7 separate regions of the Homo sapiens genome follow, and all the other regions are linked to region 1. The links are chromatin contacts, found by Hi-C or POLR2A ChIA-PET in ENCODE. All regions are on one chromosome and are shown on one strand. Each heading gives the region's core, a stretch centred on a gene start or an enhancer-like site at or near the end of the contact. The rest is flanking DNA. Distances are from core to core; before and after follow the strand shown. Region 1 holds the start of TXNL1 (thioredoxin like 1). Region 2 holds the start of SKA1 (spindle and kinetochore associated complex subunit 1). Region 3 holds the start of C18orf32 (chromosome 18 open reading frame 32). Region 4 holds the start of CFAP53 (cilia and flagella associated protein 53). Region 5 holds the start of PHLPP1 (PH domain and leucine rich repeat protein phosphatase 1). Region 6 has its middle 17 kb from the start of ZCCHC2. Region 7 holds the start of VPS4B (vacuolar protein sorting 4 homolog B).

Evidence for each region. A loop is a pair of places that touch in the nucleus more often than their neighbours do. ChIA-PET counts read pairs that join two places held with the same protein, here RNA polymerase II (POLR2A). Pooled maps may share reads with other maps.
Region 2: a map of CD8-positive, alpha-beta T cell shows a loop between it and region 1 (15-fold over the local background). The contact joins the promoter of SKA1 here to the promoter of TXNL1 in region 1. A Hi-C loop is called at or near these places in 1 of 168 maps with a recorded cell type or tissue (CD8-positive, alpha-beta T cell) and 7 of 50 pooled maps. POLR2A ChIA-PET finds 5 or more read pairs at or near these places in 1 of 52 experiments (T-cell).
Region 3: a map of CD4-positive, alpha-beta memory T cell shows a loop between it and region 1 (12-fold over the local background). The contact joins the promoter of C18orf32 here to the promoter of TXNL1 in region 1. A Hi-C loop is called at or near these places in 2 of 168 maps with a recorded cell type or tissue (CD4-positive, alpha-beta memory T cell and naive thymus-derived CD4-positive, alpha-beta T cell) and 11 of 50 pooled maps.
Region 4: a pooled map shows a loop between it and region 1 (16-fold over the local background). The contact joins the promoter of CFAP53 here to the promoter of TXNL1 in region 1. A Hi-C loop is called at or near these places in 4 of 50 pooled maps.
Region 5: a loop to region 1 is called in a map of B cell, with 18 times the contacts of the local background. The contact joins the promoter of PHLPP1 here to the promoter of TXNL1 in region 1. A Hi-C loop is called at or near these places in 2 of 168 maps with a recorded cell type or tissue (B cell and naive thymus-derived CD4-positive, alpha-beta T cell) and 9 of 50 pooled maps.
Region 6: a pooled map shows a loop between it and region 1 (5-fold over the local background). The contact joins the enhancer-like site here to the promoter of TXNL1 in region 1. A Hi-C loop is called at or near these places in 3 of 50 pooled maps. POLR2A ChIA-PET finds 5 or more read pairs at or near these places in 2 of 52 experiments (activated T-cell and naive thymus-derived CD4-positive, alpha-beta T cell).
Region 7: a map of naive thymus-derived CD4-positive, alpha-beta T cell shows a loop between it and region 1 (17-fold over the local background). The contact joins the promoter of VPS4B here to the promoter of TXNL1 in region 1. A Hi-C loop is called at or near these places in 2 of 168 maps with a recorded cell type or tissue (both naive thymus-derived CD4-positive, alpha-beta T cell) and 9 of 50 pooled maps. POLR2A ChIA-PET finds 5 or more read pairs at or near these places in 1 of 52 experiments (naive thymus-derived CD4-positive, alpha-beta T cell).

What each region holds. Positions count from the first base shown.
Region 1 is chr18:56,636,923-56,639,961 of GRCh38, forward strand. TXNL1 (thioredoxin like 1) reads right to left here and starts at 1,670. Exons shown (of 8, transcript NM_004786.3): 1 at 1,421-1,670. The coding sequence starts at 1,518. RefSeq lists enhancers at 722-1,707, 1,489-1,548, 1,708-2,692 and a silencer at 1,699-1,908.
Region 2 is chr18:50,373,698-50,376,944 of GRCh38, forward strand. It overlaps SKA1 (spindle and kinetochore associated complex subunit 1), which reads left to right and starts at 1,349. Exons shown (of 7, transcript NM_145060.4): 1 at 1,349-1,497; 2 at 2,123-2,221. The coding sequence starts at 2,134. LOC105372114 (a long non-coding RNA gene) reads right to left here and starts at 1,181. Exons shown (of 3, transcript XR_935466.3): 1 at 898-1,181. RefSeq lists a silencer at 1-136.
Region 3 is chr18:49,485,794-49,489,140 of GRCh38, forward strand. C18orf32 (chromosome 18 open reading frame 32) reads right to left here and starts at 1,441. Exons shown (of 3, transcript NM_001035005.4): 1 at 1,250-1,441. All of the region lies in intron 5 of RPL17-C18orf32 (RPL17-C18orf32 readthrough), which reads right to left. RPL17 (ribosomal protein L17) reads right to left here. Exons shown (of 7, transcript NM_001035006.5): 7 at 2,688-2,773. The coding sequence ends at 2,726. MIR1539 (microRNA 1539) reads left to right here and starts at 1,580; the gene lies at 1,580-1,629. RefSeq lists a silencer at 1,170-1,299 and an enhancer at 1,340-1,499.
Region 4 is chr18:50,264,840-50,267,978 of GRCh38, forward strand. It overlaps CFAP53 (cilia and flagella associated protein 53), which reads right to left and starts at 1,656. Exons shown (of 8, transcript NM_145020.5): 1 at 1,497-1,656. The coding sequence starts at 1,565. It also overlaps a transcript of MBD1 not described here. RefSeq lists enhancers at 1,060-1,905, 1,252-1,381, 1,552-1,621.
Region 5 is chr18:62,714,134-62,717,064 of GRCh38, forward strand. It overlaps PHLPP1 (PH domain and leucine rich repeat protein phosphatase 1), which reads left to right and starts at 1,408. Exons shown (of 17, transcript NM_194449.4): 1 at 1,408-2,931. The coding sequence starts at 1,551. RefSeq lists enhancers at 612-671, 762-871, 1,829-2,791 and silencers at 1,142-1,431, 1,782-2,011, 2,222-2,361, 2,672-2,771, 2,872-2,931.
Region 6 is chr18:62,504,502-62,507,494 of GRCh38, forward strand. No RefSeq gene overlaps it. Among named protein-coding and RNA genes, the nearest start is that of ZCCHC2, 17 kb to the right of the region's middle. RefSeq lists an enhancer at 1,807-2,056. Within about 2 kb of position 1,595, at least 10 of the 41 ENCODE cell types and tissues checked have a DNase peak (open chromatin) inside an H3K27ac peak, as active enhancers do.
Region 7 is chr18:63,421,189-63,424,415 of GRCh38, forward strand. VPS4B (vacuolar protein sorting 4 homolog B) reads right to left here and starts at 1,288. Exons shown (of 11, transcript NM_004869.4): 1 at 1,045-1,288. The coding sequence starts at 1,071. RefSeq lists an enhancer at 1,156-1,455.

The DNA of each region.
Region 1 (3,039 bases), core at 420-2,919:
CTATTATTAAGAATACAGACATCACAAAATTGCTAAAAATGAGAAGACACATTTATAGAATTCTAACATTCCTTTTAGGTGTTTTATATATATGACATCACTTATCCTTTTAAATTTAGTAAATGCAAAATTCCGTATATCATATGGGTACTCTAGCCCACCATATGAAATGCAAGGTACTATCCTTTTTCAATTCAGTGTAAGAGAGACTGGTCCAAAAATAAGTCTTAACTTGTTTTCATATCTATCTGCATCCATTCCCTAAAACGATATAATCCTAATGCCACCATTTATATACTCAACATTTAGTGAACCATCTAGTAGAAACTTTGTTTTTTGCTCTGAAATTCAAAATGGAATTTTGTGTTTATACAGTTATTTGGACAAGAAAGTGTGTTACATAAACAGTGATACCAGCAGTAGACTGCTCCAAGTTAGATGTATAAATAACGCCAAGGGGTCAAGGAAAATAAAGCGGAAACCTCTCATACTTCTAACTAAATACTATCGACATACACAAGGAGAGATCTGTGAAACACACACACACGCTGAAATCTTGGTTCTCAACGCCGAGTTCCAACATGTCATTCTTACAAAGGAACTTTACTACACATCCACTATAAAAGGTCCACCTTTTCTACGACCTATAATTTTGTTGATATTTACCAAAGACAGTTAACATTTTTCAAGATCCCTGTCCTCTTAAGTGAAAAAACAGAGCCGGGTCAAACTAAGACATCCGGCCAACTGTCCACCTGAAATATATTATATATGTACTGTCGTGTGTGACCAGTTGCAATCGCATACATAGGGGAGCCTAAGCTACAAGTTAGTGGCCGAACGAGGAAGAAAAAAGTTCAAATAATTTAAAAAGCACCCTAACCCAACGTTAACTTAGTTCGAAATGCATTAGCAGAAATTCAGGACTCAGAGCTACGCATATTAGTTAGATCGCCCCATCTGAATCTTCAAAGGCTTTAGAGAGATGTAGGTGGTGAAGAGAAACAAAGTGTTCGGTAAATTAAGCTTTTGGAGCTCTGGAGATGCAAATGACAGCTGGCTCTGCAGAAAGAAGGGGTCAGGCTCAGGCAAGGGTGGCTGCGGAGACTCCCACAGGCTGGAAGGAATAGGGGCGGGCCACCCCCAAAACCAGTTTGTCAAAGAATTGAAAAGGAGCAGGTGAGAAATCTCCTGAGCTGGAGAAGCCGGCCAGCCAGGCCCCCGAGCCCGTCTAGGAACCCCTGTGCATAAATGGGGGTTCACACCCGAGAAACGAGGCCTAATTCCGGCAGCTCCTGGGGCTGCGGCGACTGCCGGACACTCCGGGGCAGCAGACGGCTAGGAAACCAGGGCCAACAAAGAGTGAAAGGAAAGCAAGGAAGGACAGACGGGGACCCACAGAGCTCGAGCCTGGCCTCACCCTCTCATGGTGAACTTGACCACGGCGAGTCTGGAGCCCGCGCCGCTCAGCTCTGGCTGGAAATCCGGGTCGCTCCCGACGGGCTTCACCCCCACCATCCTCACAGAGAGCCCGGCAGGGTGGCCGCGACGCCACTGGCTTTGAAACTGAAGGAGAAGACGATCTGGGAGAGGAAGGAGAGATGCTCAGGAAGGCCGAGGCCTGGACAGAAGAGGTGGCGACCGCCGAGTCTTCTCCCGGGACTCTCAGTGCCGAGTCACGCCAGGGAGCGGAGCGGCCGAGGGGGCGGGGAGGGATGGGGGAGGGGAGAGGAGGAGGATGGGAAGGCGTGCGGCACCCAGCAGCCACCGCGCGGCAGGGCCCCCGGCGTGACGTCATTTCCGCGTCGTCCGGTTTGGCCTTCAGCGCCCAATCCCAAAACGCGAAGCGTAGTCCCACCCTCGACTGAGTAGCCTCGCGCTAACTTGAGCGGCGCAGGCGCAGAGGAGACGTGTAGAGGTCACGTGCGCAGGCGCAGACTGAGACTCAAAAGTTGGCATATGCATCCGCGTTTCCCAGATCTGAGGCTTTTACGGAGGAGGTTTCTGATTTGTAACAGTAGAGAGGAAACTCGTTTTACCCCGGGGTTCTTAGCTGCTGTCCAGGGCACCCACTGGAAGTACTTTGAAGATGCTCCTGTACTGTATTCGGGGCAGGTCTACATACAAGACAAAATAACGTTTAGGAATATTTATTAACAGACTTAATTACATATGGGGCGCTTTCTGTGCAGTCATTCAGAAAGTATCGTGCACCTGTCTTTAGGTTTTGACCAAAAAGATGAAGACACTATCCCTCCTTTAGGAAGTTCACGGTCTAGTGACCGACGCAAACAATAATTTGAATAGGAAGCGGTGGAGACTAACGAGATGGAAGGGTGGGGCAGGGTAAACTTGCTAGGAATCTGACTCCTGGATTGAATCTTTAAAGAGAAGCAGGGGTTAGATGGATGGTGAGAGGTAATATTCCAGGCAAGGGGACCACCAGGTGCAAATGCATGAGTTGAGAGGGTGGATAAGAAGAATAGCTAATATTTACCACATGATGTACCAGGCAAGACATAAGTTCTTTATATGTGTACTAGTTCATTTAATCCCTGTGAAGTAGGTTCTGTGATTTCAAGTCAAGGCAGGCTAACGCCAGTGTACTCTTTTAAATATTAGGCTAGGTGGCAAATTATCTGTCTTTGGATTTAGCTGGGGAGATGAAATTGGAGGGAAGGCCAAGGTCAGATAATGACTAGCTAAGGAATTTGGATTTTGTCGGGAAGAGAATGGAAAAATCATTTCAGGGCAATTTTGCAATTACAAGTGTGGTGAAACTCCCGTCTCTACCAAAAATACAAAAAAGTAGCCGGGCGTCATGGCGCGCACATGTGGTCCCAGCTACTCGGGAGGCCGAGGTGGGAGGATTCCTTGAGCTGGGGAGGTCAAGGCTGCAGGGAGCCATGATTGCGCCACTGCACTCCAGCCTGGGCAACAGAGCCAGACCCTGTCTCAAAAAAAAAAAAAAAAGGAAAAAGAAAAAGTGTCTTCAGAAAAGCCCTCAGGTAGCATCAAGGAGGATGGAAGGCAGTGAGA
Region 2 (3,247 bases), core at 99-2,598, 6.3 Mb before region 1:
CGCTCTCAAAGTGCTGGTTCTGTTGGCAGTTAAGCCTATTACACATGCCTCTTGCTCGTTTCTGCTGCCTGGGAGAAAGACCTGAGGACAGGGGCTGGCAGCCTGAAGGTCCAAGTGCATAATAATAGCGCAGTGGAGCCAAGGGATGGACAGAACCTGGCGGTGCCACCACTCCAGCCTTGGGTGCTTTTCCCTCCTTTTCAACAGGGAGAATTAAACTTTTGTTTTTCTTATTTTAAATTTATATTTGCTCTTAAGTGGCAGGCCAGGTCTCACTAACAGCTGAACAGACAGGCCTCCGTAACCACTGTTTCAGCACTAGTTAAGTTAAATATTAAAAGCTGAAAGAGCCAGTGTCTTTATAGAAAGGCTGGTATGTAACAAAAGCCCACCAAGAGTTTTGCCCAGGCCTTTCCTGGTCCTTGAAGCATGAGAAAATAAAGAAGGAATTCTTAACAGGACCTGTTCAAGATTAAACAAGTTTTTATTGGGGGTCTGAAGAAACTCCCCCAGACCTCCACAAACAAGTTTATCGGGGGTCTGAAGGAACTGCCCAAACCTTCATGATTTAGCAGGAGACAAGATAAGGGTAATCACCTCTGGCACCTGCAGCCATCTAGATTAAGTAAATTTACTTAAATAAAGACCTTCCTTAGGACTGATCTTAGTTATAGATTAGAAACAGTTAATCATTTACGTCTTTACACACATGCACACTTACATGTAGACAGATAGTTTAGAAGGTATATAAGCTCTGGAAAACTTTGTAATTTTGAATCGATTTGGCGATATTTTCCAGGCCTTTTCCCTGTACCCGGTTACCGAAATAAACTCTTCTTTCCCAGTTCATCATGAGAATAAGCAGCCCAACCCCTGGTTTGGCCCGGGAACACTTACAGAGGCTGTCTAAGACCCAGAAGACAGGGTCACTGTTTCTTCCACACAAACTTAGCTGCTCTTTGGAATTTTCTGGGGTGTTTTTATAAATACTAAGGCTTGTGCCTCATTTCCCCAGTGTCTGATTTCACCGACTTGGGGTGTACTCTAGGCACTGAGACTTGTAATAGCTGCCCCTGGTGACTCTAAGGTGCAGCAAATGTCAAAGACCAGGACTTGGTGACGCCAGGTCCCTGGCTGGGCTGCGGTCAAGACTGCATGACCTGCTGAAATCTCCCCAGACTGGTTAGCGCGGAAAGAGCACCTCCGGGTTACCCTTTCGTCCGGAAGCCCCGCCTTCGCCGTCGCCCCGCCTTTCCCCGGCTCGGCCACCCCTCCTTCCCGCCCAGCTGTGGCCCCGGATGACGCAAACCGGGAACAGCGGCTGAGCCTGCGCTTCGGAAGCATGGATGTGCGCCTGCGCTGCGCTAGGGCGCGGCGGGCGGTTTGAATTTTGCTTACAGAGTCCCGTCTCACCATCCTGGGCTTCCAACGGAGACTGCGGTATCCGCAGCTGGAGACCCAGCGGCGAGTAGCCTTTTGCTCCCGGACGGACTTGAGGTTGGAGTCTGTGTGTTGGGGACCCTGCCTTTGGAAGCGCCCGAGGTAGCTGCTTGGCAGCTGGGGGCCGCGGACCGCGCCGGGCTTGGGGGAGGACGGGGCTGGAGGCTGGGTTGGATGCTTTAGACCCTCCCCTTCTCTCTCACCGGCGGAGTGGGTGGGAAACTGGTTCTTTCCCATTTCTCGGCCTCCTTACCGATCCCAAACTGTAAAGCCCCAACCCCTCACAGCACAGGAAAAATGATTACCTGGGCCCATTTCTTTGACAGTGTAACACATTTTTAAAAAATGTGTCCTTATTTTGCGTGTTTAAAGAAAATACCAATGTTGTCTTTATATACAAATAGTGCGTTTGTCCTCCTGAATCCTTAAGGAAAGGACCCAGGCTTATCCTCTTTCCCCTGGTTTGGGATCCATCGATGGCCTAAGGCTCTAAGACAAGTCAGTACGGTACCGTGGTTAGAAACTGAATGTTGTAGAAATGAAAGAAATTGCTCTTGAATTTTTGTGCTTAACCTTCAAAGACATGTGATTTACTTGACATTGACCATTCTTGGATTTCGAAAGTGAACAGAAATTTGTGTGGCTTTTCTTGTTACGAATATGTTTATGTTTTTTTCTTCAGAGGCTTAAAGGATGGCCTCGTCAGATCTGGAACAATTATGCTCTCATGTTAATGAAAAGATTGGCAATATTAAGAAAACCTTATCATTAAGAAACTGTGGTAAGTAAAACAGATTCCACTGACTTTGTATATACAAAATGCATTTTGATTATTCCACTCTGAATGATATCTTTGCTTGGTTAAGTGACTGCATCTTAGGTAATTTTAGATTTTTGCATAACGATTTTTTAAATAGTCCAATGTCATTTTGAATATTGTGGAGGATACTAAAAATGTAAGGTACATTGAACAATGAACTGAATATTCATTAGAATTATTTACTTATGTTTTTCTGAGACACATAGGCCAATGGTGAGATTTGAAGGTTATGTGGCATCCATGGTTCTACAGCTAAATAGAGATACAGTCATGCGTTCCTTAATGATGGAGATGTGTTCTGACAAAAGCGTTACATGATTTTGTCGTTGTGCAAACATCACATCATAGAATGTACGTAAATGTACACAAACCTAGATGGTATAGCCTACTACATATCTAGGCTATATAGCCTATTGCTCCTAGGCAACAAACCCGTATAGCATGTGACTGTACTGAATACCTTAGGCAAGTGTAACACAATGGTGAGTATTTGTGTATCTAAACATAGAAAAGATACAGTAAAAGATTAAAAATGGAACACCTGTATAGGCCACTTACCATTGATGGAGCTTGCAGAACTGGAAGTTGCTGTGGGTGAGACAGTGACTGTGAGGGCCTAGGACATCACTGTATACTACTGTAGGCTTTATAAGTACTATACACTTATGCTACACTAAATTTATAAAAAATGAAAAACTTTCTTCAATAATACATTAACCTTAGCTTACTATAACTTTTTTACTTAATAAACTTCTTAGTTTGGCTTAGCTTTTTTATTCTTTTCTAATAGCTTAAAACAAATACATTGTACAGGTGTACAAAAATATTTTTATATCTTTATGAGCTTTTTTTCTATTTTTTTTTAACTTTTTAAAATTTTTTTGTCAAAAACGAATACACACACACACACACATTAGCCTAGGCCTATGCAGGGTCAGGATCATCAACATCTGTCTTCCACATTCACATCTTGTTCCACTAGAAGGT
Region 3 (3,347 bases), core at 191-2,690, 7.2 Mb before region 1:
TAATTCTTAGTAGAGATGAGGTCTCACTGTGTTGCCCATGCTGATCTTAAAGTCCTAAGCTCAAATGATCCTCCCGCCTAGGCCTCCCAAAGTGCTGGGATTACTGGAACCTGGCCTAATTTTTTTTTTTAAATAATTAGCAAGGTGTGATGGCACGCGCCTGTAGTCCCAGGTATTTGGGGAGCTGAGGAAGGAGAGAACCGCTTGCGCCCAGGAAAGCCGAAACTGCCGTGAGCTATGATGGCCCACTGGACTCCAGCCTGGGCCACAGAGGCAGACCCTGTCTCAAGATTAAAAAAAAAAAAAAATCCAAAAGTTGTAACCTGTCCAAAGTTCTCACAGAGGTAACTGGTAACTAGAGCTTCTAAGACCATTATTTCCAGTTCTGGTTTTCCTCAATGCTCTTGCCTTTTCCTCTTCCAAAAACACAATGGTCATGTTTTTACCAAACTTTTACCAAACTTTCCAAACCAACGAAACCCCTTCAAAACAACTGACAATGCTACCAGTACTAGTTTAGTGACTGACAGGCCCTCCATCATAAAGATTCATTTTTACTTCTGCAATTGTGTTTTAAGTAAGTTCGCACACAGTACGATGTACATAAACTCTCGAGGACAAATACTACTAATCACTTACGCCACAATTACGGCTTTTAAGAGACTTTTTAGCTCTCTTCGGAATGAAGCCTATTTGTATCTTATCTTTTAATCTTCATAATAATACTTCGGTAAGATATTTTACTTCACACATATGGAAACTGGGTCAGAAAAGTCTAGAAGGTGGCTACGAGATATTATTATTTTAATTATTCGCTCCAAGCCAACAAAGCGAGCAAAACGGATTAAAGCTGTTGCAGAGGAATCTTCTTTCACTCAACTTAAGTCCAGACAACAGAGTAGACAGTTAAAGTCTGAGGCTCCATCCGAAATAGGGAAGGCATAACAGGGAAAGTCACCTTCCTCCAAGTCATCCAGTTGAGCATGTCATCTTAGTGGAGACAGAGGGAGCGGGGACAGGTTGAGTCAATGACAATGATTGAAAAGAGACGAGAACAGAGGCCTAACGGTGAAGGTCATAGAAAGGATGTGAAACCGATACTTGGCCACGGAAAAGAACAAAATCAATATAAAGTATCGGAGAGGCAAATGCAAGCTCCGAGGGCGCCGGTGGTGGACAAAGAATACAGACAGAGGGGAGGGGAGGGCGGGGCGGAGGGCGGAGGAGCGCGCTCGCGGAAGGAAGGTACCCTGAGAGCGAAGGCAGGCACCGCGGAGGCCGGCGGGCCGCGACCGCCGAGGAGGGAGGAGGCAGGAGGCCGCGCACCGCCTAGGACTCTGCGAGCGCGGCCCGGGCTGGGCCTGCGGAGCAGCTACAAAGCCCAACCCAGGCCGCTAGCCCGGGCACACTCACCCGCGACCGCGGAAACGCAGCTGACAATGTCCGCACTTCCGGAGGGAGGGACGATCCGCAGCCGAGCCAATGGGCGCCTTCAACGGGGACGACAAAGGCGCGCTTGCGTCAACCCGGGGTCGCACAGCACGCAGCAGTGTTGCCCAAGGGGCGCGGCGAGGCTTCCGGCTCTGCGGCCTGCAGGTAGCGCGAAAGTCCTGCGCGTCCCAGATGCCCAACTAAAAGCTTCGCTGCGGGAAGAAAGCCTGACCTGACTACACCCAGACCCAGAACGCAGGATCTCGGTAAAGGATGATGCCTGTGCAAACGGCGCGGCACCCACACGGAAGGTGGCAGCTAGGCCGTTGAGGCAACTGTGGATAAGCTATTAGTTTTGCTGGTTTCTTAAATTCAAGGGCAGAGCAAACTAACATTAAGGCCAACTTTACAAACGTCAGTTGCTTAAAAGAAGCAGTTACATCACTTTATAAACGAAAAGTACTGACGCTCGCTAGGATGTCAGTACGTGTTGGCGAAGTTGTGTGAAAACTGGGACCCTCATAAACCGTTGGTGGAAATGTAGCGTGCAGCCTTTTTGGAAATATTTGGAAGTTCCTCAGATGTTTACTCAGGTAACCTTATGATCTAGCAATTCCACTCTAGTATATACTCAATAAATGAAAACACAAAAATCTGCACACAAACGTTCACAGTACCATCGTTCCTAATAGCAAAAACAAAACCCCTTTATCAATTGACGAAATGATACAGGTTGAGCATCAACCTAAAAAGCTTCAAAACCTGAGCCTGAGTGCTGTTATCATACTCAAAGGCAATGCTCAATGGAGCCATTTCCAACTGGGGATGATCAACTGGTATATTCACATACTGGATTGTTCTGCAAAGAAAACCACTGCAAATTCCTTTTGGGATAATGAAACTTTTTTTGAGACAGGGTCTTGTTCTGTCTTGCCCACGCTGGGGTGCAGTAGTGCTCACTGCAGCCTCCCACCTCAGCCCCCCAATTAGCTGGGACTACATGCAAGTGACACCACACTTACTTTTTTTTAACAGACAGGGTTCTGACATGTTGCCCTGGCTGGGCTTAAGCAGTCAGCCTCCACCTCCCAAAGTGCTGGGACTACAGAAATGAGCCACTGTGCCCAGCCATGAAAATGGTTTTTAATGGTGCAGGGTAAACAATCTTGTGTTTCTAGTTCTAATCCTAAAAAATCCTCATTTGATCCATCTTGTAAGGACACTTGAAATATGTTCACTAATAAAGACAACCAACATTCTTTTCCTTTTAATTACATTTATTTTAATGCTGAATTTACTCCCGTGCCATAAGTTTTTGTTTCTTCAGTTTCTTCTGGGATATCTGGGGAAAGAAAAATGTGTTAAGTTTCTTAGAGAAAACCACAGTACATCTTGGAGGACTTCAGCTTATTCTGGAGGCAGGAAACCTAGTCGTTAAGGACTAAGGGGGAAAAATACTTAAATGGTAGAAATCAACAGAACTTAAGTTCATTAGATGTAAAAAGAAGTGTACAGAATCACTCAGGTTCTTGACTTAAAAGAACTAAATGTGATCAATTACTGAAAACAAGCTTCTTAGATTTGGGGAGAGGGCCCATTTTGAAGTGGCTATGTACATCTAAGTGGGGCCATCAGCAGATAATCATACGGGCCTGAGGTACTGAATATAAAACTACCAGTTTTTTTTTTTTTGAGACAGCGTCTCGCTCTGTCACCCAGGCTGGAGTGCAGTGGCGCGATCTCGGCTCACTCCTAGTTCCTCCTCCCGGGTTCATGCCATTCTCCTGCCTCAGCCTCCTGAGTAGCTGGGACTACAGATACCCGCCACCACGCCCAGCTAATTTTTTTTTGCATTTTTAGTAGAGACGGGGTTTCACTGTGTTAGCCAGGATGGTCTCGATCTCCTGACCTTGTGA
Region 4 (3,139 bases), core at 406-2,905, 6.4 Mb before region 1:
TGTTTGGATACAGAACCCAAAGTAGATCTTCTGTCCTTCATGAAGTGTGTTTATAATTATCACCTTGAACCCTACAGCCTACTTATGTGTCCCATCTACTGCTTTCCAGCTCCAGATCTTACAGTACTTGGACCTAAAGAAGGAGCAGGTCTATAGGTTGACTGAAGTTTGCTATGTGCACTGTGGAGCATAATAAAACTGTATCACTGATCTTTCATCCATCAACTGACATCACAGACAATATAGCACATCATTATTTACCGTGCTAACCTTTAGTGGTTTCATTCTACCTAAGTTTTTTTTTGCAATTGGATTACAAGTTGAGCACCCCTAATTTGAAAATCTGAAATCTGAAATGCTCCAAAATCTGAAGCTTTTTGAGCACCCACATGATGACATAAGTGGAAAATTTCACACCTGACCTCATGTAAGGGGTCACAGTCAAAACACAAGCAAACAACACATATTTATTCAGCATCCCCAAGGGGAAAATAAAATTACCTTCGAGGTAATGAAATATAAATAAATTCTGTGTTTAGACTTGGGTCCCCTCCCCAAGATATTGCATTATGTATATGCAAGTATTCCAAAATCCAAAAAAAAAATCTGAAATCCTAGACATCTCTGGTCCCAAGCATTTCAGATAAGGGATACTTGACTTGTATAAGCTCCTTGAAGGGAGGGCTCAGGCTTCAATAAAGAGTTAACCTTCCAGGATCATTGTATCCACCCCTGTATCTCCCACAATACTGCGCACACAGCAGGGGCTCAAGCAATAACTCTGCCTACATGTTAGTTTTCTGGTGGGTAGAAACTAATTTGTAGAAACAAAAAAATCTACATGTATGGACCAATAGTGTCTGAGGTTCTCAGCAGGAACCATCAAATTCTGCAGCAAGCACATTTTCCTGGCCTACTACCACTCCAGCCTTAGAGGCAGGCACCTGAGTTTTTCCCAGGTCTGAAGGGACACTTCTGTCCAGCAATGGTTACTGGTTGAGTTGGCACAGGAAAGGCGTTGGGTGCTATAACCACTCACAACCTAATTCCCCTTCCTCAGACGATTTTCCTAGGAGTGAAAGACCAGCTCCAAATCATAGGCCCGCCCTGCCCCCAGATCTGTCTCTGGGCCGGGTGCCCTTTCCATAACACACACTCGCCACTGCATGGGGGACAGACATCCTTCCGGTGTCTTGGAGACTGAAAAACCCTAAGATCCCTAGTGGTGATTCTCCAAAAACAGAACCTAAATATTATAACTTTGGGGGCAGATGAAAGGCTGTAAGGATGAAAACAGAGGGAGATGAGTGGGTGAGAGGTGGGGTAGATAGGTGAGCGACCTTATCTTCCTTCTTTCAAAATTCAACCCACTGCATCAGGCGACACCCGTTCCCCTCGAGAAGGCCCCGGGTGGGGGCCGAAGTGGGATAGGCCAGGCCTGGAGTGCGGAGAGATGGAGAAAGCTGTAGGGTCTGGCAGACATATCCTGTGCTTACCACGATCACCACTTTGGGGGTGGGGCCCTTAACCTCCCGCTGTACGGTGCCAAACCGCTGGCTGTACATTTTCGAGTCCCCTTCGGGACGGGGGCGGCGTCCGCCGCGTTTCCCCCAACCGTGGCGACCTGCGGGACCCGCTTCCGCGACGCAGAAGTCTGGTTGCCATGGTGCGCCTCGCGGGATTAGGGGCCGGTAGAGGTGGGCGGGTCGGGCGGAAGTCGGTCTGGTCACCATGGGGGCCGCAGACGCCTGCACTCGGGACTTCCTCTTCCAGCTGAGAAGCTGAGCCTGCGCAGTCCTCACCCCGCCCCTCGGCCAAATCCCGCCGACCTTGCTCCCTTCCTCCAGGGTTCATCAGAATGGCAGAAAAAACCTCTAGCCCAAGAAAAATCAAAGCTCTAATTACAATTCCAGTTGACTTTGCTATTTATATCTTGTAATGGTCTAAAAGTATGAAAAAGGTTAGCGAACATTTTTTGGGAAGCTTAAATTTTGCACTATCTGTAGGTTAATCTTGATGACGGTAATAATCACAGGAAAACCTTATATTTGTGTAGTTCTTTACAATTTCCAAGATATTTTCACACACACAGCCTTTTAACCTCACAGATTTTTTCTGAGACAAGGTCTCGCTCTGTCGCCCAGGGTGGAGTGCAGTGGCGTGATCATGGCTCCCTGCAGCCTCGTCCTCCTGGGCCTCAGCCTCCAGAGTATCTGGGACTACAAAGCCTGCGCCACCACGCCCTGCTAATTTAAAAACAAATTTTGAAGAGACAGGGGGTCCCGCTATGTTGCTCAGGCTGGAACTCCTGCTCCTGGGTTCAAGCGATCCTCCCCACTGCCCCTCCCGCCGGCCTCCCAAAGTGTTGGAATTACAGGGTGCGCTACCGCGCGTGGCCGCAAATATCTTACAGGGTTGATAGAATAGCAAGTAATACTATCCTTATTTTCCAGCTAAGGCAAAGCTCAGGGAGCCTAAGTGCCTTGTCAAACCAAATAACCAGTAATAATAATAATTTTTTAAAACCTGTTAATAAAATCTTCCTATTTGCCATTGGCAGAAACCAGGGCTTAGACTCAGGATATCCTAGGATGGGGGCAGATCAAATGGACTAGTGGGGCAGTGGCACGACCTGGTGGAGCATAATTAAGAGTCTGAGGGTCACAGTGGACCAGGGTCAGGATGTGGATCAGAAGTCCAGTAACTGGTTTCTGAGAATCAGGATCCAGGCAGAACAGGAAACACAAATCAGGGAACCAGGACGGACCTGCAGCACAGGTGGTAACCACAGTTGCATTTCCAGTCAAGAGCAAGGTGGTAATACCTAAAAGCCAATTAAGAATGACACTGTGATACTCCCATTCTAAAGTGGGGGTGAGCATAGAACACTTGTGAGCACATGCAACAAATCAGTACCTACGTCAAACTGACATATAATAAGTACAACTAATGTGTATGCCCTCTTAAGGACGCAATTTACTGTAAATTAGCATTCCTTAATCATTTGTAAACCACCCACTTCGGATTTTGTATGTGGTATGTTTCTAAATACGAATTCCATTTCCTGAATTGCTGGTTCAGCTTTTCAGCCACGAAATAATGTTTTTCTTCTCTTTTAATAATTCTGTCATTTTGTGTT
Region 5 (2,931 bases), core at 158-2,657, 6.1 Mb after region 1:
GTTGCAGTGAGCCCAGATCGCGCTACCGCACTCCAGCCTGGACGACAGACCCACTCTGTGGCCAAAAAAAAAAAAAAAAAAAAGAAAAAAAGAAAAAAGAAAGAAAAAAAGAAAAGAAAAATCCCGAATTACAAAGCAATTGGGGGAATGGTAATTCAATTAAAAAGGTGTACAACATTCTTTTAAATAGTAAACTGCCCAATGATTACAACATTGATTCAACTGACGAAAAATACAACTTTTCAGACCACGACTAAACATTGTGGCAGTAGAAACTATTTTTTTTTTCCCTGAATGATGAAAGAAAAAAACCAGAGAAGACGTTAAGACAGAACACGTGGAAAAAGCCCATCTCATACTCCATTCTAATGTTTCTTCTACTTACCAGTGCTTTCTGTGTCATTAAACTACTTCAGACTTCAAGAGCAATGGGAAACAATGAAACCTCAGTCCTTTGCTATTTTCCTTTTCAGGTACAGGAGAGGGAGAGGACAGACTTAGGGTTGTGCCTTCGAACAAGCACATTCAACGACAGCCTCAGTTAGAATTCCCAGACGCTGCCTGTCTTCCTGGGTCTTGAAAAAGTGGGGAAAAAGTGAGGTTGGCCCACTCAGACTGCCAGTGATGCTGTGGTGTGACGGGTGTGTATCTCTATCTCATACAATGGGCGCAGGTGAGGACCAGGACCTGCGACCTTCGTACGTTTACAGTCCCTGAAAGCCCTCACCTTTAATTAGTAGGGAAAATAAAAGTCATCTGGCAAGCTGGAGTGCGGGTAAAATACAAGTTAATGAACATGAGCATTCGTGTTCATTAAGAACTCTGGCACAGAGTTCAACGGCAGAGGGCACAATACTCACTGGCCACGGCCAGCTGCTGGCGGCCAGGAGAAGCAGAACCAAAGGACCGCTGGGACTTGTAGTCCACCATGTTTCCCTCGGGATTGCCGATCCCCTTACGAGAACCACAACTCCCAAGGTTTACCGCGCGCGTCGGTCTTCACTGCCCTCTCCGAGGCCGGCTCAGGAACCTCCCGGGAAACTGCCCCCCACCCCGCCCTCGTACGCACGCGTCACGTTTGTTTACCCTGAAGCTCCGCCTCCGGCCATCCCCTGGCTCTCCCCACTCCTCCCTGGAATGCCGTCATGCCGGCGATGAATATTTATGAGGCACACGCGGCCCTCCCGCCCTGCCAGCCTCCCGCCTTCCCGCTCCCGGCGCATGATTAATATTCAATGAGCCCAGATCCGCGGCTGGTTCGCCGGGTTGAGGCGGGGGTAGCGGGCGGGGCCGGCGCTGGGGAGCCCGCGACCCGGGCGGGGAGGGCGTGTGTCGGGGGGGCGGTGGCGGCGAGGCGGGCGCGCGGGATGGAACACTGAGACACCGACGGAATGCTCCGAATCGCCACATAATCCCCTGGAACGGCCGCGCACAACGCCATTGGCTTCTCCCTTCTCCGCGCGCCGCCGCCGTCTCCCACCTCCGCCTCATCGCCTCCCTCTCCGCCCGCTGCCTCCGGAGCTGGGGGGGAAACGCGAAGCCCCACTGCAATGGAGCCCGCCGCCGCGGCCACGGTACAGCGACTCCCCGAGCTCGGCAGGGAGGACCGAGCTTCGGCTCCGGCGGCCGCCGCTGCGGCAGCAGCAGCAGCAGCGGCGGCCGCGGCGGCTCTGGCGGCGGCGGCCGGGGGCGGCCGGAGTCCGGAGCCCGCGCTGACCCCGGCGGCCCCGAGCGGCGGGAACGGCAGCGGCAGCGGGGCGCGGGAAGAGGCCCCAGGCGAGGCGCCGCCGGGGCCGCTGCCGGGCAGAGCGGGGGGTGCCGGGCGCAGGAGGCGGCGCGGGGCGCCCCAGCCCATTGCCGGCGGGGCTGCCCCCGTACCCGGGGCCGGCGGCGGCGCCAACTCCCTCCTGCTGAGGAGAGGGCGGCTGAAGAGGAATCTGTCCGCGGCCGCCGCGGCCGCCTCCTCGTCGTCGTCGTCCTCGGCCGCTGCTGCCTCGCACTCCCCCGGCGCTGCCGGCCTCCCCGCCTCCTGCTCGGCCTCGGCGTCGCTGTGCACCCGGAGCCTGGACAGGAAGACGCTGCTTCTGAAGCACCGGCAGACGCTGCAGCTGCAGCCGTCGGACCGGGACTGGGTGAGGCACCAGCTCCAGCGCGGCTGCGTGCACGTCTTCGACCGCCACATGGCCTCGACCTACCTGCGCCCGGTGCTCTGCACACTGGACACCACGGCCGGCGAGGTGGCCGCCCGCCTGCTGCAGCTGGGCCACAAAGGCGGCGGCGTGGTGAAGGTGCTGGGCCAGGGGCCCGGAGCCGCCGCCGCCCGGGAGCCCGCTGAACCGCCCCCCGAGGCCGGCCCCCGGCTGGCGCCCCCGGAGCCGCGGGACTCGGAGGTACCGCCCGCGAGGAGCGCGCCGGGTGCCTTCGGGGGGCCTCCGCGCGCGCCCCCCGCCGACCTACCCCTGCCCGTCGGCGGCCCGGGCGGGTGGTCGCGCCGCGCCAGCCCAGCGCCCTCGGACTCCAGCCCCGGCGAGCCGTTCGTTGGGGGCCCTGTCTCTTCGCCCCGCGCCCCACGGCCTGTGGTCTCCGACACCGAGAGCTTCAGTCTGAGTCCCAGCGCCGAGAGCGTGTCTGACCGGTTGGACCCCTACAGCAGCGGCGGCGGCTCCTCGTCGTCGTCGGAAGAGCTCGAGGCCGACGCAGCCTCGGCCCCGACGGGGGTCCCGGGCCAGCCCCGCCGTCCCGGCCACCCCGCGCAGCCCCTCCCGCTTCCCCAGACGGCTTCCTCGCCTCAGCCGCAGCAGAAAGCCCCGAGGGCCATTGACAGCCCGGGCGGGGCCGTCCGCGAGGGGTCGTGCGAGGAGAAGGCAGCGGCAGCCGTGGCCCCGGGAGGCCTCCAGTCTACCCCCGGGAGGAGCGGGGTGACCGCGGAGA
Region 6 (2,993 bases), core at 345-2,844, 5.9 Mb after region 1:
GTTCAAGCGATTCTCCTGCCTCAGCCTCCTGAGTAGCTGGGATTCCAGGCGCGTGCCACCATGCCCAGCTAATTTTTGTATTTTTAGCAGAGACGAGGTTTCCCCATGTTGGTCAGGCTGGTCTCGAACTCCTGACCTCGTGATCCGCCCGCCTCGGCCTCCCAAAGTGGTGGGATTACAGGCATGAACGACTGTGCCTGGCCAATTTCAACATGAGGTTTGGAGAGGACAAATATCCAAACTACATCAACTGTGTTACAGAAGATTCTGCCCGTCTGTAGACTAATGTAAATGTTCTTAGCATGGTTTAAGGCAGGCTAGGCTAAGCTCTGATGCTTGGTAGGTTAGGTGTATTAAATGCATTTTCGACTCATCATCAAAATCTGAAACTTTTTGAATGCTGATATGATGCCACAAGTGGTAAATTCCACACAAAAATACTTATCACAAACTTTGTTTCGTGCACAAAACTATTTAAAATATTGTAAAAAGCTACCTTCAGGTTTTAGTTAATTTTATGTTGAGTGAACTTTACATCAATAAAATAGAATAAATTTTAAAATGACAACAACCACCAGACTCTTGACCCTCTCTCAGGTACCACACTTGAGCCCAGGACCTCTGTGGAGCTGCCTCCATGGGAATCAACCACAGTCCCCAAGAACATCCAGGTTAGTCCTTCATGGCTAAGCCAGTCCTGAGGGGCCAGGAAGCAGTCTATTCCCATTCTACCGTTTATTGAGGCTTGGGAAGTGTCACACATCCCAGAGCAGTTTCTGATCACCCTGTGTCACAACCCCTCCCCTCCAGCCCTCTGTTCAGCAGATCTTGGATGTTGTACCCTGCACTGGCTACATAATTTGCAGAGCCTGTATGAAATGAAATTGTGGGGATGTCTCTTAACAAAATTAAGAATTTCACCATGACGCCAGGACAGTGGCTCACATCTGTAATCCCAGCATACTGGGAGGCCAGGGTGGGAGGTTCGCTTGAGCTCAGGAGTTTGAGACCAGGCCGGGCAACACAGTGAGGCCCTATCTCTACAAAGAAGAGAAGAAACAACTTAGCCAAGCGTGGTGGGGCACGCCTGTGGTCCCAGCTACTAAAGAAGTTGAGGTGGGAGGACTACTGGAGGTTGAGGTGGCAGTGAGCTGTATTTGCACCATTGTACTCCAGCCTGGGCATCAGAGTGAAACCTTTTCTCAAAAAAAAAAAAAAGAAAAGAAAAAATATCAAGAAGGTGTTGGCAGAACATTTAGGGCCCTTCTGAGCTCAGGGTCCTGTCTGCATGGGTCCCCTGCCCTGGTGGTGTCCCGTCCCTGTCTCCTGTCCCCGCTCCATGGCTGCTTTATCACACTATGGAGTCCCACTCTGAGGATGACGATTGCTTGTACCCTGTCTGAGCCACCTTGGGCCACTCAGCTGTCCTCACAGAGCCTCCTTCTGAAGCCAGATTGGTTGAATATCCTCCTGTCTTCTCTCATGGCCTCTTGCACATGACCTGGGAGTCAGTTTGCCTGCACCCACAATGGGCTCTGCAGTATGTCTGGCTGCTGCGAGAGCTCACTTACACCAACAAGGTAAGCATGGTAGCCCCAAGGCCCTGGTCCAGTGGAGGAGCCAAGATCTGATGACCTCCAAGACCCCCTCAAGCCCTGAAGTTCTGTATTTAATTGAGGCTGGCATGTACTGTTACACCTATTTTCACAGATGAGTAAACTGAGACTCAGAGAACGTCAGTGGCTGCAGCAAGGTCATGCAGCTCACACTGCTGGTTAAGAGTTTCTTTCAAGTGTAACGTAGGAAAATGTACAACATTTATTGGTTTTACTTTTGATAATACTGGCTCATATATAGTTACCTGCTAGGTCTCTGTTAAGATCGAGACTTTTTTTTTTTTTAAATAGCTTTGCTGGCTAAGTTTCAGTTTCGTTTCATTTTCCTCCTATCACTTAAGTTTCAGTTCTGTTTCTCAGGATATTCTCTTTCCCTTTTTACTAGTATTATCTGATTCTGTTTGTTAGAATTGTTCCTTGGTGCCCTTTAACCTGATTAAAATGAACAGTTATTCTAAGGTAGATATTCCCAAGCAGGAATTTTAAACAGAGGTAAACCTTAGTACCTTGCCAATTTATTCCAGCATTGGCAAAATGTATCTGCTGTAGTAGAGCATAAATTTGTCCAATCGCTGCCTGAGTACCTATGTGTTCGTGGCTTGATTTACCTTATCTGTAATTCCTGGATGTTAAAAGGACACCAAAAATCTCTGACACCCTGATTAGCCTACCTTGAAGAACCCAAGCCCAGGATTTCTGCCTTTGCCTAGAAAAAGGACTGATTCAGAACTTCCTGAGCTACCTAGTATTCTGGCCATAAAGTGGAGGAAAGGAATCTATAATCCCATTTTCTTCTTTTCATTCATAGCTTATTCTCAGTTCTGCAAAAATCCAAACTGCCCCAGGGCTCATGGGACAACATAAACTAGAAAGTTTGTGGGAAAGATTTAAACTGGCCACCAAGTGGTTAGACACTCGCCAGACCTGACGGCACTTGGCGGGGTTGGGGGCAGGGGCGGGGGTGGGGAAGATCCAACAATTTGGACAATCACATACTTCAGACACGAAATCACTAAAATGTTTAAACTCTAAAAACTGTCTACTTGAAATTTAAATCCTTGATGCCTCCTCCATATTTGAAATTATATTCTTTTTTATTCAGAAATTATGCCCAATTTTGATGATTTGGAAAACAGAAAAAAAGTAGAAAGAAAAAGACAAAAATCTAAATGGCAATCCAGGCACTAAAACTCATCTTAGCATTTTGGTATATTCCCTCTCATTTCTTCTTTCTACTCATATTTTTGTGTATCATTTTGACTATGTCATATATACAATTTTATATGCTGATTGTTTCCACTTATTGTATTTCCCTGTGTTGATACAAATTTTACCAACTATATTTTTACTAGATACATATTCTCTCATACATATATA
Region 7 (3,227 bases), core at 38-2,537, 6.8 Mb after region 1:
TTTCAAGATGAAAGTCCCAAGCAAGCCTCCTTTCCCACTCTTTTTGTGTATGTGTGTGTGAAATTTTAATCTCTGTTTAAGTGGGTCTACTTTGAGTGGTCTTTCTTCAGAATCAATTATCATGGGTTAAGGAGTTCTTCCATTACCTTTGATGCCTCTGTCAGGCACTCCAATAACTGCTTGTTCAACAAACTACCGGAAGTCCACGACGGGGACTCAATACAAGTATTTTAGGCTACTCTTTTGTGCCTTATTGACTTACTGGACTGGGAGTCCTCTACATTAAGCCACATTACATTCTAAACGCCACTGAAGCCCTAGATCCATTCTGGGGATGGGAGACACCATTACATTAAGAAATTTCTTTTCTGAACGAATTCCATTCCACAGAGGACTAACGATTAAGCCTAAAATCTTAAGATTCCATGATTTGTGTACAAAACACTGTGCTCATTGCGGTAGAGGAGGGGAAGTGGAGCCACACAGAGGTTTAAGAATACTCCTCGATCTTACACACTACCATCTGGGAGCCACAGGAGTGTGCACATAAATTCAATGACTTCACGGAGATTGCATGCAGGCTGGCTGTAATCTCAGATTCTTGGTCTGTTCCCATATCTCTACTCACCTGACAGCTCAGAATGAAGGGGTCTGCTGTCAGCTTGAGAAACTAAGACCGAACTATGACCACCCTATCTTCAACTGGTCCAGAATAGGGCTTTGCAAAAATTACGTTCTTTCTTTCTCCGTTAACCCTGATTGGAGAAACCTGCCCAGATCTTGGCTGGTTTGGAAGCGGGAAGTGTCAACAAAAGTGAAGAGTCTCACAAAGCCAGTAGCTCGGGAGACCCCAAGAGCGGGCCAGAAACGACCTTTCCGTTGGAAAACGGGCCCCTCTCCCACCTGCTGCAGGTCCCCGGACCCGCCCTCCTGCGCCTCGACCACAGGCGCGGCCGCTTCCTCCCTTCTCCCCGCCCCCCACCCGCTTCTCGCGCCTCCCCTCGATCCCAGCTCCCTAGGGGGACGGGAGATGAGCAATGATACCTGGAGGTTGGGCGAAGTGGATGACATGGCGGAGTTCCCAGGCGGTTCCCAAGGGAACGAGGGGCGAGGAGAGCCAACAGCAGCAACGTCGAAGCGCGCACGGGGTAACAGCCCTCAAACTGGGGAGGCCGGTGGTTCTCGGACCGCGAAGGGCAGCCTCCCTTCCGGAACTTGTTTTAGACAACACTCTCTCCACCAGAGCTCCGACCCTCCCCACCAAACTTCCGCAATCCCGAGGCCCTCTAGGTTCTGGTCCCGCCTCTGCTCCGGGCACTTCCGATTTCGTCATCAGCACGCGCACCCAGTCACCAGACTCCCTTCTCTAGCCACAGCGCAGGCCCTCCCTGGGCCGGGAGAAGTAGCCTGGAAGCCAATCGAGCCCTGGCGGAAGTCGGGCTCGGCGCAGGCGCACTGAGACTCTGGCCTAGGCGCGGGCGGCAGCCTGGCAGACCTAGGAGAGCGCAAGCGCGGAAGCACAGAGCCGGGTTTTGTTGTTTGTTTGTTCCCCACCCCCGGGGACGTCTTTTACTTTGAGATGAATTATTGGCCCCGGCTCCCTTCCCTCCTCATCCACATGCTTTGTTGCCTCGTAGCTTTTGAGTGAAAAAGTCGTCCATTTCCAAGACCCGCCGACTGGGGGCTTTGGGCCTGTGACTGCGCCTTCACTCCGTGTCCTCTGTGGAATGGGGGCGATCACCGTCCTCGTCTCGGTGGTGAATAATTCAGGAGGGAGTGCGCGGTGAGGCGGCCGCACAGCGGTGCGCTAGCAGTCAGGCCGCGGGCGGGTCGGCGCTCGTTCCCGCTTGTTCTTCCCACGCCACTCGGCATCTTCCAAATGACTGTTGTGTTGGGAAGATGAATGTAAATAAGGCGTGGACGGCCGCTGTCCTCGAGTATGTGGTCTGAGAGGGAAGCACTTGTCCTGTAAAATGGGCATATCAGATATTATTTATGCCAGTTATGTTTACAAGCAAATGGCTTGAGGAGGTTGAATGCGTCAGGGATTAGAGGCAGAACCAAAGTAAAACCCTTTCTCAGCCTTCCTATGGTTTGCAGCCACCACCACCCTTTTCTTCTTTTCATAGTTAACATTCTCAAAGGAAAGCAACATAGATGTTTAATCACTCCATCATTTTTTTCTCACTCATTTCTTAATTTTTTCTCATCTGGCATCTCCGAAAGAATTAAAGTCCTCTCCTCTTCCCTCTTCATTGGTATTGTCAACTACCCAGTTCTTGTTTGTCCAGCTTCCCAATATTCCTTATCTGCTTCCTTCACTGTCTCCCTTTCTTACTCCTCCCTGAGCTTAAGCTGAATTTACTCAAGAGTCTGATGTCCTCTTCTCTCTTCACCTCTGCTCATCTAACTCTCTTCTTGAGCTTCAGCTATCAATAGACTAGAAATTGCTTCAAATCTGGATCTCTAGACCCACCCCATCCCCAGCCCAGCATTTACAACAGCCTCCCAGAGGTTTCCTTCACAGGGTTTTTCTGCAAGACAAATTCAACATACTCTAATTAATTACCTTCTACCCTAAACTTCTTTCTCTGGTCTCTCCTTAGAATAGTATTGCCAAATCTGTATCATCCAGGCTCGAAGCACAGAGCCCTCTCTCTGCCCTGCATCTACCCGTCCTTTCTTCCCACTTGTGAATTTGCCTTCGCAAAATGATGACTGAGACAGTGAAAGAGATCTAACTTAACCAACTCCATCTTACTTTTAACCTCCAAGCTGTCCTTGTACATTCCTGAGCATAGGCTGAACTAACTGTGGGAGAAACTGAGTTTATAATTTAAGCAAAGATGGGCCGGGCGTGGTGACTCACGCCTGTAATCCCAGCACTTTGGGAGGCCGAGGTGGGTGGATCACTTGAGGTCAGGAGTTCGAGACCAGCCTGGCCAACATGGTGAAACTCCATCTCTACTAAAAATACAAAAATTAGGCCGGGTGTGGTGAGTCACGCCTGTAATCCCAGCACTTTGGGAGGCCAAGGCGGGCGATCACCTGAGGTCAGCAGTTCAAGACCCGCCTGGCCAACATGGTGAAACCCTGTCTCTACTAAAAATACAAAAATTAGCTGGGCATGGTGGTGCGTTCCTGTAATCCCAGCTACTCGGGAGGCTGAGGCAGGAGAATTTCTTGAACCGGGACCTAGGAGGCAGAGGTTGTGGTGAGCTGAGATC